Linked DNA regions of Homo sapiens: region 1 is linked to region 2. Evidence: read pairs that join two places in POLR2A ChIA-PET (ENCODE). Cell type or tissue: MCF 10A. All regions are shown on one strand. Links, peaks and the distances in the headings refer to the core of each region. The heading gives the core; the rest is flanking DNA. Region 1 overlaps CDH12 (cadherin 12). Region 2 overlaps CDH12 (cadherin 12).

Region 1 (5,395 bases), core at 57-5,056, 130 kb after region 2:
ACTGATATGTCAAGGGTGGAAGACTAGAAACATTATCACATATCAGGGGTAATCAGATACTATGGGTGGGAGTATTCTTCCTAAATTAGTTTAAAAAATTCTTATTAAGTCAGAGCTTGGCAGGCTAAAGACAGGAAAGAAGTAAGGTCAAGGCCTAGTCAAAAAGAATGCCCAGAGAAGCCTGACTAAACTTTAGTCAATGAGAGAGTTTTTGCTAGCTGCCATTCATTTTTACAAAGTTCTGAGTTTTAGAATGCCCTAAGGATGAGTCTGCAGATCCTTCCTCTTCTCTCTCTAAATTTACTTCCTTAGCTGAGTTGATCCAGGACTGTGACTGTCAGTGCCAACTATATTCTTCCAATTTCCACTTTTTAATTTCTAACCTGAACACTTTGACTAAACCTCAGACATGGATATCCAAATGGTTGCTAGACGTGTTAAGCTGGATTTCTTGTAGGAATTTAAATGCTAATATTTCCAAACTCTAACTCCAGATCTTCTACTCAAAACCAGCATCTCTGGCTTCTATGTTTTTTCTCTCAAAAAAAAATCTATTATACTGTGGAATTATCCTAGATACATCTCTATTTTATTCTCACATCCATTCTATTGAACCCTTGTAACTTTCTCTTCAAAATAGACCCAAAATTTTACCACACCCAGAAACATGATCTAGGTTTATGGTATCTTGAACTGCTATTGAGATGGTTACATCAGCCATCTACCAAGTCTTCCTATTTCCACATTTGTCTTCATGTAAAATATTCTTTATTCAGGAACCAGGGACATCCTTTTAAAATGCAAGTCATATAACATTCCCCCTTTGCTCAATGGCCTTCAATAACTTTCCATTTTACAAGGATCTGTGGAATAAAAAACTCATTACCATGACCTTTGAGGCCCTACTTGATCTGTCCCTAGAATTCTTCATCCTCAGCTACTCCTGAAATTTTTTCCTTCCTTCTTTACTGTGTTTTGGCCACAATGGCTAATGAGCTTTGGGCATTCCATGATTACTCCCACATCTGTGCCTTTGCACTGGATATTTGCTCTTACAAATATTGTTCCTCAATTTTGAATATGACTCAATTTCTCACTTAAACCACATCTCTGCTAACATAAAAATTTATTAAAAAGCCTTTCCCGAACTCCCCATATAAAGAGATCTCCATTCTGCTGCATCACTCTTTATATACTTACACTGACTTATATTCTTTATAAAATTTAAAGCACCTATTAACACACACTACATGTATTAAATATTATCTCTCTACTCTAAGTTAAATTACGAAAGGTATTTTGACTTTTTTAACTGCTATATTCCAACACTCTAAAGCTTTCATGGTAAGTATAAAACATATTTATTGAATGAATAAAAGTGCCTAAAGCACTCACCTTAGTTTAATATTTTCTATTTTGTAAAGTATATGTGAAGCATGGGGATAAAAACCCTTATGAATGATGATATAGAAGTAATGTTATTAAAATGGTAGAAAGAAGATGGTATAAAGCTAGGCCCAATTTTTATTAATTGCAAAAAATTTGAACAAAACTTTAATTTTGTAGGTGTGTCCTTAGTTTTAAAAGGTAAGTAAAGTCCTAACTAATGTGATCACATTTATCATAGCCTTTCTAAATTACTATAATATGTGGATTTTATTTTTGTGAATTTCTAAGGTTTATAAATGGTAAGGCTGATATAGTGTAAATTGATATATATAGTGTAATGGAAAATCGGACTGACATTTCTCAGTGTCAACCTGTCTCCTTCTCAATAACATTATCTCAAAAAGTTGGGTTGAAATTCAATCTGAGTATAGAATAAAACCCTCTAAATTTGAAGAGAAAAATGCCCTGAGACATAGATAATTTGAATAACTGGCCCAATGTGATACAACCATTAAATGATGAAACAATAGATGATGAAATACATGATGAAGCAAAAGCTCATCTTCTTACATAACACAGAGTATTGCCAGAGAGTTGGTCCATTTAACTAAGAATTTAGTAATGAGTCACAAGGTATGATGTGATACTGCAGAGGATTACTTATTTTCTTTCACGAATATTTCCTGAAAAACAGAGAAGGATGTAATAATGCTGATGACTTCGTCAGAGAGTGAAGTGGCTGCAGGTTAGTTACAAAGAAATGAATGATGACTGCAGCTGGGTCCCAAAGGAAAAGCCAAGAACTGTATTTTCAAATAATTGTAGCAGATCACCTGGACACATGGACTGATGGAGGAAGACACATGATGTCAGGGGAGTCAACCAAGAAAAACTGCAGAAATTAGACCACAGTGAATGATTCTCATCGGAGTGGCATGATCAAGAATAAAGAAATAAATCCAACTGAGTTCTGAAAGAAATGGATAACTGAGTGGTCAAATAGACAGCAATAGAAACTACTCATGAGAAACTCCATAGGTGATTGTTAACATTAGAGTAAATCAATAGTAAAGGAGAATATTGGAAAGGGAATTAATCTGGTAGAGTTATGGTGATGAACAATGATTATTTCCATTGTGAATGTGTAATTAAGTGGATACACATGACCAGAGAGACAGATAGCCTTAGCAGAGGAAAACTAAGATGATGCATAATACATCAGGTTATTAATGGTCATATACAATACATAGATCAGAATGTGGATATTGATCATCACAGAGAAACGTCTTTCAATTTTTGTTTTGTTTACATGCATTATTGTAGAAAGCTGTCCCCAAAGCAGGTCCAACTCTCATATTTTCAGGAACCAAGCCATAGTACAAATAAAGAATCACATAGAATATTTCTCATTAGTAATAATTAATGAACCAAACTAACAAATTATTACATACATTCTATTCTCCTATTTTTGACAAACCTTTATAACAGCTCTGAAGTCCAGGTTAGATAGATGAGGTCCCATCTCTACTACTAAGCAAAATCCTGGAAGCAAGTCCTGAATGGTTGACTAGAGGGGGTGTTTGCATATCTAGTAGGCACTTTGTCTTGAATTCTGGAACTCATCCCCTCTTGGCAAGAGGTGGAACCAGGGAACATTCTGAGCAGGGAAGAAGACCCTCATCCTTGAATCTCAAAGTCATATTGTCCAAATGGATGGCCCCAAAATGCTTATAGCATTTCTAGTTGGGTGAAATGATCTAGAATGATTGTAAATGTCTTATTTATACTATTGTGAATTACTTGAATTTTCTTCGGGAAATGTTTTAAGTCTATACTTCAAATGAAAATGCATGCATTTTATAATTACTAAAGAAAAAATAACTAACCGATTAATAGGAAATGATTTAATATACCCTTTCTGGGTCTGTAATTTATATTTTAGGTGAAAGGTATTAGAATATGTGAAAGTATTTAACAATATAAAAGAAAATAAAAATATTGACTATATTAATATAAATACATTTCCAGCAGAAGGGATGCACCACGATACTGAATTTAACAATAAGAATATAGTTTCTATTTCATATTAGAGTCACTAGGATTCTAATTGCAATGCAAGTGAAGTTAAATCTATTACATTATATAAAAGTAAACTATATCCTATAATGCAAAATCACTAGACTTCTTTCCTTTGAACTTTTTCATTCAGCTTTCCCCAAAACCTTTTTTCTTCCAAAACTAAGAAATTGCATTTTAATCTTTAAAAACATATATTATAGTTGAAAAGAAATCAGTAACTTTAATCTTTCCCAAGAAACAAGATATTCTAAATGCAAATTTTGAATTACTTTTAAATACTCGAAACTGTATTAGCTGTAATTTACCTGGCCTTTCAAAAACAAGATTTCATAAATCACTCACAAAATTTTCTAGAGATTATTTTTTTCTTTGAACCATCTATATACTAATAAAAACTAGTAATGAGAAACTGCCTTCCATCTAAATGCTAAATCCTCTGCTAGTATATTTTATGAAAAAATGTAAGCATTCACCTGTATAATTGCTTTCCAAATTATTCCTCCCTTCATGTAACTATTCTACTTTTCTGTTTTTATATGAATTTGAGCTAAAATGATGTTGACATTTTATGTATTTATCACTGTCACTATCAGCTATCTACTTACCCTGTTTGGAAATTCTGCTTATTTTTCATTAACGTTGATATTAATTTCAGTATAATTCTATACTTAGGCAAACAGATTGGTAATTCATACATATCTGAATTTTTAAAATTGTAGCTATATAAATAACCTGATCTTGATGCATTTAAGATAAGTTAAGGAATTAAACCAAATTATATGTTTTATTGTTTATTGAATGGTACACATCATTCATATTAAATAGTACAATTAAATTGATGTTAAGAAATGATTAATCTATATTAAACATAAAATTCACATTTTAGGAAACTTATGGGTATCACACATTTTGTGCAGTAATCAGGTCTCCTCCTTTTTCTCCCAAATTAATAAATCAGGAACACCATTAATGAAATTTCTATGAAATCCCTCACAATCCTGCTACCCTTCTCTCTATTGCTGCTGACTACATAGTATTGTCGTAAATTATTAAATTGAGTATAAATGATATTACCTCATCTTACATGTAACCAATATATTTATTTGTATAAAATACTACTCAAAGTAATGTTAATATATTGAAGTGACTGTTCTAAAAATTGTCTATAGATTTATCTTGTAATTGGTGTACCAAAATTGTATACAGTATTTATATAATATTCACTATATAGGGTGAACTATACTCGATATTTGAATTTTAGAGTCAATTATAGATTATACAATATCTGATATCAAGTGGATTCCAAACTACAGAGTCCCAATCACACATCTTTTACCTATTTTTATAACTGAGGAAGCTGGTAGGCACACAGTGGTGGAGTTACCATACTGAGGTGGATTGTGGTGATTTACCAAAAATCTGCCCCAAGGCCCATCAATAGGCCTTTTTTCTTGTAACTGGAGAATTATTAGGCTTTATCCACGTATCTCAACGGTTATACACACGCATACACAAAAAACACCCTACTGTTTATGTTTTCTTAACTTTAAGTTCAGGAGTACAAGTGCAGGTTTGTTACATAGGTAAACTTGTGTCATGGGGTTTTGTTGTACAGATTATTTCATCAGCAAGATATTAACCCTAGTTAATCTAAAACCCCTTAGACGTTTTCCCAATGCTTTCCCTCCTCTCACCTTTCACCCTCCAAAAAGTCCCAGCCTGTGTCCTTCCCCTCTATATGTTCTCATCATTTAGCCCCTACTTGTAAGTGAGAACATGTGGTTTTTGGTTTTCTGTTAGTGTGTTAGTTTGCTAAAGATAATGGCATCTAGCTCCATCCATGTTCCTACAAAGGATATGATCTCATTTTCTTTTATGGCTGCGTAGTATTTCATGGTGTATATGTACCACATTTTCTTTGCCTGGT
Region 2 (5,395 bases), core at 120-5,119:
TGTGGAGGAAAGGAAACCTTTGTACACTGTTGGTGGGAATGTAAGTTAGTACAACCACTCTGCAGAACTCTTTGGAGCTTGTCAAAAAAATAAAAGTAGAGCTACCATATGTTCTAGAAATCCCACTGCTGGGTATATATCCAAAAGACAGAAAATTAGTAACTCAAAGAGATATCTGTAGTCCCATGTTTATAGCATACTGTTCCTTATAGCTAAGATTTGGAAGAAACCTAAGTGTCCATCTACAGATGAACTGATTAAAAAAATGTGGTACTTATACATGATGGAGTACTATTATTCAGCCCTAAAAAAGAATAAGATTATGCCATTTGCAACAACATGGATAGAACTGGAGGTGATTATATTAGGTGAAATAAGCTGGTTACAAAAAGGAAAATACTGCATGTACTCACTTATTTGTGGGATCTAAAAATCAAAACGATTGAACCCATGGAGAAAGATAATAGAAGGATGACTACCAGAGGCTGGGAAGGGTACTGAGAGGGTGGTGGGAAACTGGAGATGGTTAATGGGTACAAAAAAAAAATAGAAGAATAAATAAGACCTAATATTTGATAGCACAGTAGGGGGACTATAGCCAATAATAATTTAATTGTACATTTAAAAATAACTAAAAGTTTTTTTGTAACATGAAGGATAAATGCTTGAGAGGATGAATACCCAATTTTCCATTATGGGATTATTACGCATTGCCTCCCTGTACCAGAATATCTCATGTACCCCATAAATATGTACACATACTATGTACCCACAAAATTTTTAAAATTTAAACCTTTAAACATTTTAAAAATTTAAAAAGAATGTGGCAAAGATGATGGAGTGTCATATAAGATTCTGATCTTAGCAGAATGGAGATGGAAATTAACTTGTTGGCTTTGAAGAAGTAAGCTCCTATGTTGTCAGATGGCTGAGTAGGACAATGTGGAAGGGAACAAATGGGACCTCCAGGAGCTAAAGGTGACTCCCAGCTGACAGCCAGCAAAAAGAACAGAGGCTTCAGTCCTATTACTGCAAAGAACTGAAAGCTGCCAACAACCTCATGAATTTGGAAGAGGACTTAGAGTTCTATAAAGAACAAAGTCCAGTGATACCTTCATTGCAACCTTATGACTCCTGAGCAGAGAAATCAGCCAAGCTGCACCCAGACTCCTAACCCATTGAAAATGGGACATGACAAATGTTTGTTTTTTTAAGCCAGTAAATTTGTAGTAAACTTCTGCACCACGGTAGAAAGTACTGTCTGGAAAGTAATTTTGTCTGCATTTTTGCCTTAGAGACTGCAGTGCTGAGTGACTAAACAGACAAATCATGCCCCTGAGCTGGATTTCAAACCTTAGGTTGGACAGTTTTTTAGTGTTTTAAGTGTTACTTAAATTCTCTACATCGTAATGACTTTATTGGTCAAGGAGGTAATATACTTATATCATGGGGTTGCTGTAGAGGTTAATTCAGTTAAGTGCTTAAAGCACAGTAAATGTTAGCTATACTTATAAATATTTGGTTTTGAGGGTTCTATTTGTTTCATTTTGTTTTAAAGAAAATTAATTGAATTAATTTGTAGACTGAGGAGAAGCAATAAATGAAGCTAATGATTCATGAGAGAGATTTTTAGGGAACACAACCCTAGAGGAAATCAGATCCAGAGAACACTCAGAGTAAAGGATGAGGTAAATAAATGTAACTACAAAAGGGATAATCTAGCTTTAATTTATTTTATTCATTTTTACTAGCTTTTTGAAGAGTCAAAATATACTCCACTGATTTTAATGAACAATATTCACAAGCCTTTAGCAGGTCTTTGAAAAACAGGGGAAAAGGAATAGATGGCCAGTATCAGGACATTAATAAGCTTTTGTTTTTCATTTAAAATAAAGAGCAGAAAAGTGAAAGACAGATGTTACATATATACATAGAAAATTGTTTTCTTAATAATGTGTTGCATTTCCTTAAAATTTAAATTTATGTCATAATTATGTATTGCTAATATTTTCCATATATGTATGCATATGTGTATGTATGTATATAAGTACATTTCTATTTTACTATCTGTTCAATGGTTTCATTTTAAACACTTACAAGACGGAAAGTCATTAAATTCAATTTAATCTGGATAATTTTTATGCTTACATAGTGTCTTCCATTATAAACGAATTGGAGCTATTTGAACATTTTATATACCTTGAGCATTAGCACTTCAGAAAAATGCTTTTTCCTTGAACCTTAAATTATCAAATGTAGGTTTCTTAGCTCCATAGGGATACATTTATAGCTATTTTCAAAAAATTCTGGGCTGGGTGCCGTGGCTCACGCCTGTAACCCCAGCACTTTGGGAGGCTGAGGTGGGCGGATCACAAGGTCAGGAGATTGAGACCATCCTGGCTAACAAGGTGAAACCCCATCTCTACTAAAAATACAAAAAAATTAGCCAGACGTGGTGGCGGGTGCCTGTAGTCCCAGCTACTCGGGAGGCTGAGGCAGGAGAATGGTGTGAACCCAGGAGCAGAGTTTGCAGTGAGCCGAGATCGCACCACTGCACTCCAGCCTGGGCAACAGAAGGAGACTCCGTCTCAAAAAAAAAAAAAAAATCTGTTTTTCAAACTCTAGTGATTTTGACAACTAGAAAATGTTCTTAAATAATCTTCATTTATTTGGAATTAGTCACTCATTTCTTTTTTATTCATTCACAAATATTTAATAAATGTATACCATTACAAGCTGTTTTGAGAAGCTGTTAAATATTCTATAGACAATAATTCTGTTTTAAATCTTAGTCTTGTAAAGTTTTCTAAAATACTTTTACTATCATGGATGGTAATAGTAAATTTCTCTGGGAGGTTTTCCTTCTCAGTTTACAAAAGTCTGAGTGTCTTCATTTCATTTATTCTTCAGAATAACTTGGAATACTGAAGAAAAATACCTACCCTTTTCAAAGAAAAGGAATTAGTCAAAATCTGCTGTGTTCTTAGTAGTCACATCTTTGGCATCTGTTATCTTTGTAATATAAATGACAGATTTTATGTAACATTAAGCTTTAGTTCTAAATTTTCATGCAGCATGTCATCTGGTTTACAGATCTGAAAATATTCTAGTAATCTATGTGGATAATTCTTACTATAGTCTATATACTTTTTAGAGACTCAGCTAATGTAAATTCTCCTATTTTAAGAACTGCTTAATTTCTCAATTATCAGGAATCCTGGTGTCTCTCTGCCTGTTCATGAAAACAAACAGATATTCTTTTAACATAAAGAATGGTCAGGCCAGGTGCAGTACCTCATAACTGCTGTATAAGTGAGGTAGGAGAATTCTTTGAGTCCAGGAGTTAAAGACCAGCCTGGGCAACACAGTGATACCCCTATCTCTACAAAAAGAATAAAGAAAGAATGGCTAGACTTAAAATACAGGCTATGTTTGACTTGAGCAGTTACAGAAAAGATACACAGGCATCCTTTAGAGCTACCAAACTAAAATATAAGGAATGCCATTTGGACTTCTGACAGAGGGGTTGTGCTGGGCATAAAAAGATATGAAAGACAAGAAACATCATGATTTTGATTATGACCTAAATAAGCCATAATACACCTTTCTAAGGGTAGATGTCAGCTCACTATTCCTTCGTAGGCAGCTGTCTGTGGCTGCTTCAGGCTGAGCTGTGATGGAGCTGTATTTACTGCACAGACATAGTGAGGATCCTGAGAAACTTCAAGTAGGCTAGCTATTTCAGGCAGAAGTTGTTTTAGTCATGCAGCTCTTACCCTTCATTATATCAAATATTTTGTATAAGATCATTTCACTGTTAGGCAACCGTTAGGCAATCATACATCTCTGCAGAACCAAGAACCAAAATCCAGGGTTCTTGATGCAATCTTGGTGCTTTCATTCCTAGAAATTTTTCTTCTACAGAGACAGAGGTACTCTTGATGAATTTGCAAGCAAAAGATGGAGAGAGTGTCTTAGTCAGTTTGGGCTACTATAAAAAAAAAACATAACTGGCAGCGTAAACAGTGAACTTAACATTTCTCACGGTTCTTGAGGCAGAAAGTCCAAGATCAGGGTGTCAGCAAGTTTCAGATCTTGGTGGGGTCCCTCTTGCTGCTGTGTCCTCACATGGCCTTCCCTTGGTGCATTCATTGAGAGAGAGGTCTCAGCTCTCTTCCTCTTTTTATAAGGGCATTAATCCCATTATGAGGCCTCACACACATTACTAATATAACCTTCAATATCTCCCAAAGGTCCCACTTCCGAATACCATCACACTGGGGATAAGGGTTTCAACACATAAACTTGAGGAGCACAAAAGCATTCAGTCCTTAGCAGAGAGAAATGAGGAAAGTGTTCTCAATACTGTATCACCAGTTAATCAGAACAGCTGTATAACTCTCAGAAACCATAGAATGTATCTAGAGATTTGAGGAGAATTATTAATACATTATTTCTGTCCAAATCTTGTAGGAACATAAGGGCTTGAACAAGCCCCGCAGTATTCAGCAAAGTCTATTACCATTTGTACTTACTGAGAATTTATAAAATGTCTATGTCCCCTGGTATTTCCTTCCTTCCTTCCTCCCTTCCTTCCCTCCCTCCCTCCCTCCCTCCTCCCTTCCTTCCTCCCTCCCTCCCTCCATCCTTCCTTCCTTTCTCTCTTTCTTACTTTTTTCTTTCTTTCCTTTTCTATTTCTTTCTCTTTCTTATTTTTCTTTCTTTCTCTTTCTTTCCTTTCCTTCTTTTTCTTTCTTTCTTCTTTTTTCTTTCCTTCCCTCTTTCTCTCTCTCCTTCCTTCCTTATTTCCTTCCCTCCCTCCCTTCCTCCCTTCCTCACTTCCTTCCTTCCCTCCCTCCCTTCTTTCTCTTTCTTTCTCTCTTTCTCTCTCTGTCTCTCTTTCTGTCTGTCTGTCTGTCTGTCTGTCTGTCTTGATGGAGTCTCACTCTGTTGCCCAGGCTGGATTGCAGTGGCAGGATCTTAGCTTATTGCAACCTCCGCCTCTCAGGTTAAAGGGATTCTTGTGTCTCTGCCTCAGCCTCCTGAGTAGCTGGGATTACAGGAGCCAACCATCATGCCTGGCTAATTTTTGTATTTTTAGTAGAGACGGGGTTTCACTATGTTGGCCAGGCTGGTTTCCAACTCCTGACCGCATGTGAGCTGCCCGCCTCAGCCTCCCAAAGTGCTGGGATTACAGGCCTAAGCCACCTCATCTGGCCTCCCCTGGTATTTTCAAAGTAGAACGTAGACTAACATGGGAAGTTTCCATATACTCCCAATCTTCCATCCATCAGAATTTTTTAAGTTTACATCAGACAAAAATAAATCACAGATAAAACATAAACCCTACACACACACACACACACACACACACACAGACACACACACAGAGAGA

The links. ChIA-PET counts read pairs that join two places held together with the same protein. Peaks named below come from ENCODE experiments on the same cell type or tissue, not always from the same donor. Only the 100,000 strongest peaks of a DNase experiment are listed, where the experiment ranks them.
Region 1: POLR2A ChIA-PET joins it to region 2 with 8 read pairs; 2 of 35 experiments call an interaction of 5 or more read pairs at or near these places.

What each region holds. Positions count from the first base shown.
Region 1 is chr5:22,472,086-22,477,480 of GRCh38, forward strand. The region is part of intron 2 of CDH12 (cadherin 12); the gene reads right to left. Among named protein-coding and RNA genes, the nearest start is that of CDH12, 380 kb to the right of the region's middle. RefSeq lists an enhancer at 1,613-2,812. In MCF 10A, for the core only: no CTCF peak of the experiment used is centred there; a DNase peak (open chromatin) is centred at 1,976.
Region 2 is chr5:22,337,936-22,343,330 of GRCh38, forward strand. All of the region lies in intron 3 of CDH12 (cadherin 12), which reads right to left. Among named protein-coding and RNA genes, the nearest start is that of SNORA105A, 460 kb to the left of the region's middle. In MCF 10A, for the core only: no CTCF peak of the experiment used is centred there; no DNase peak of the experiment used is centred there.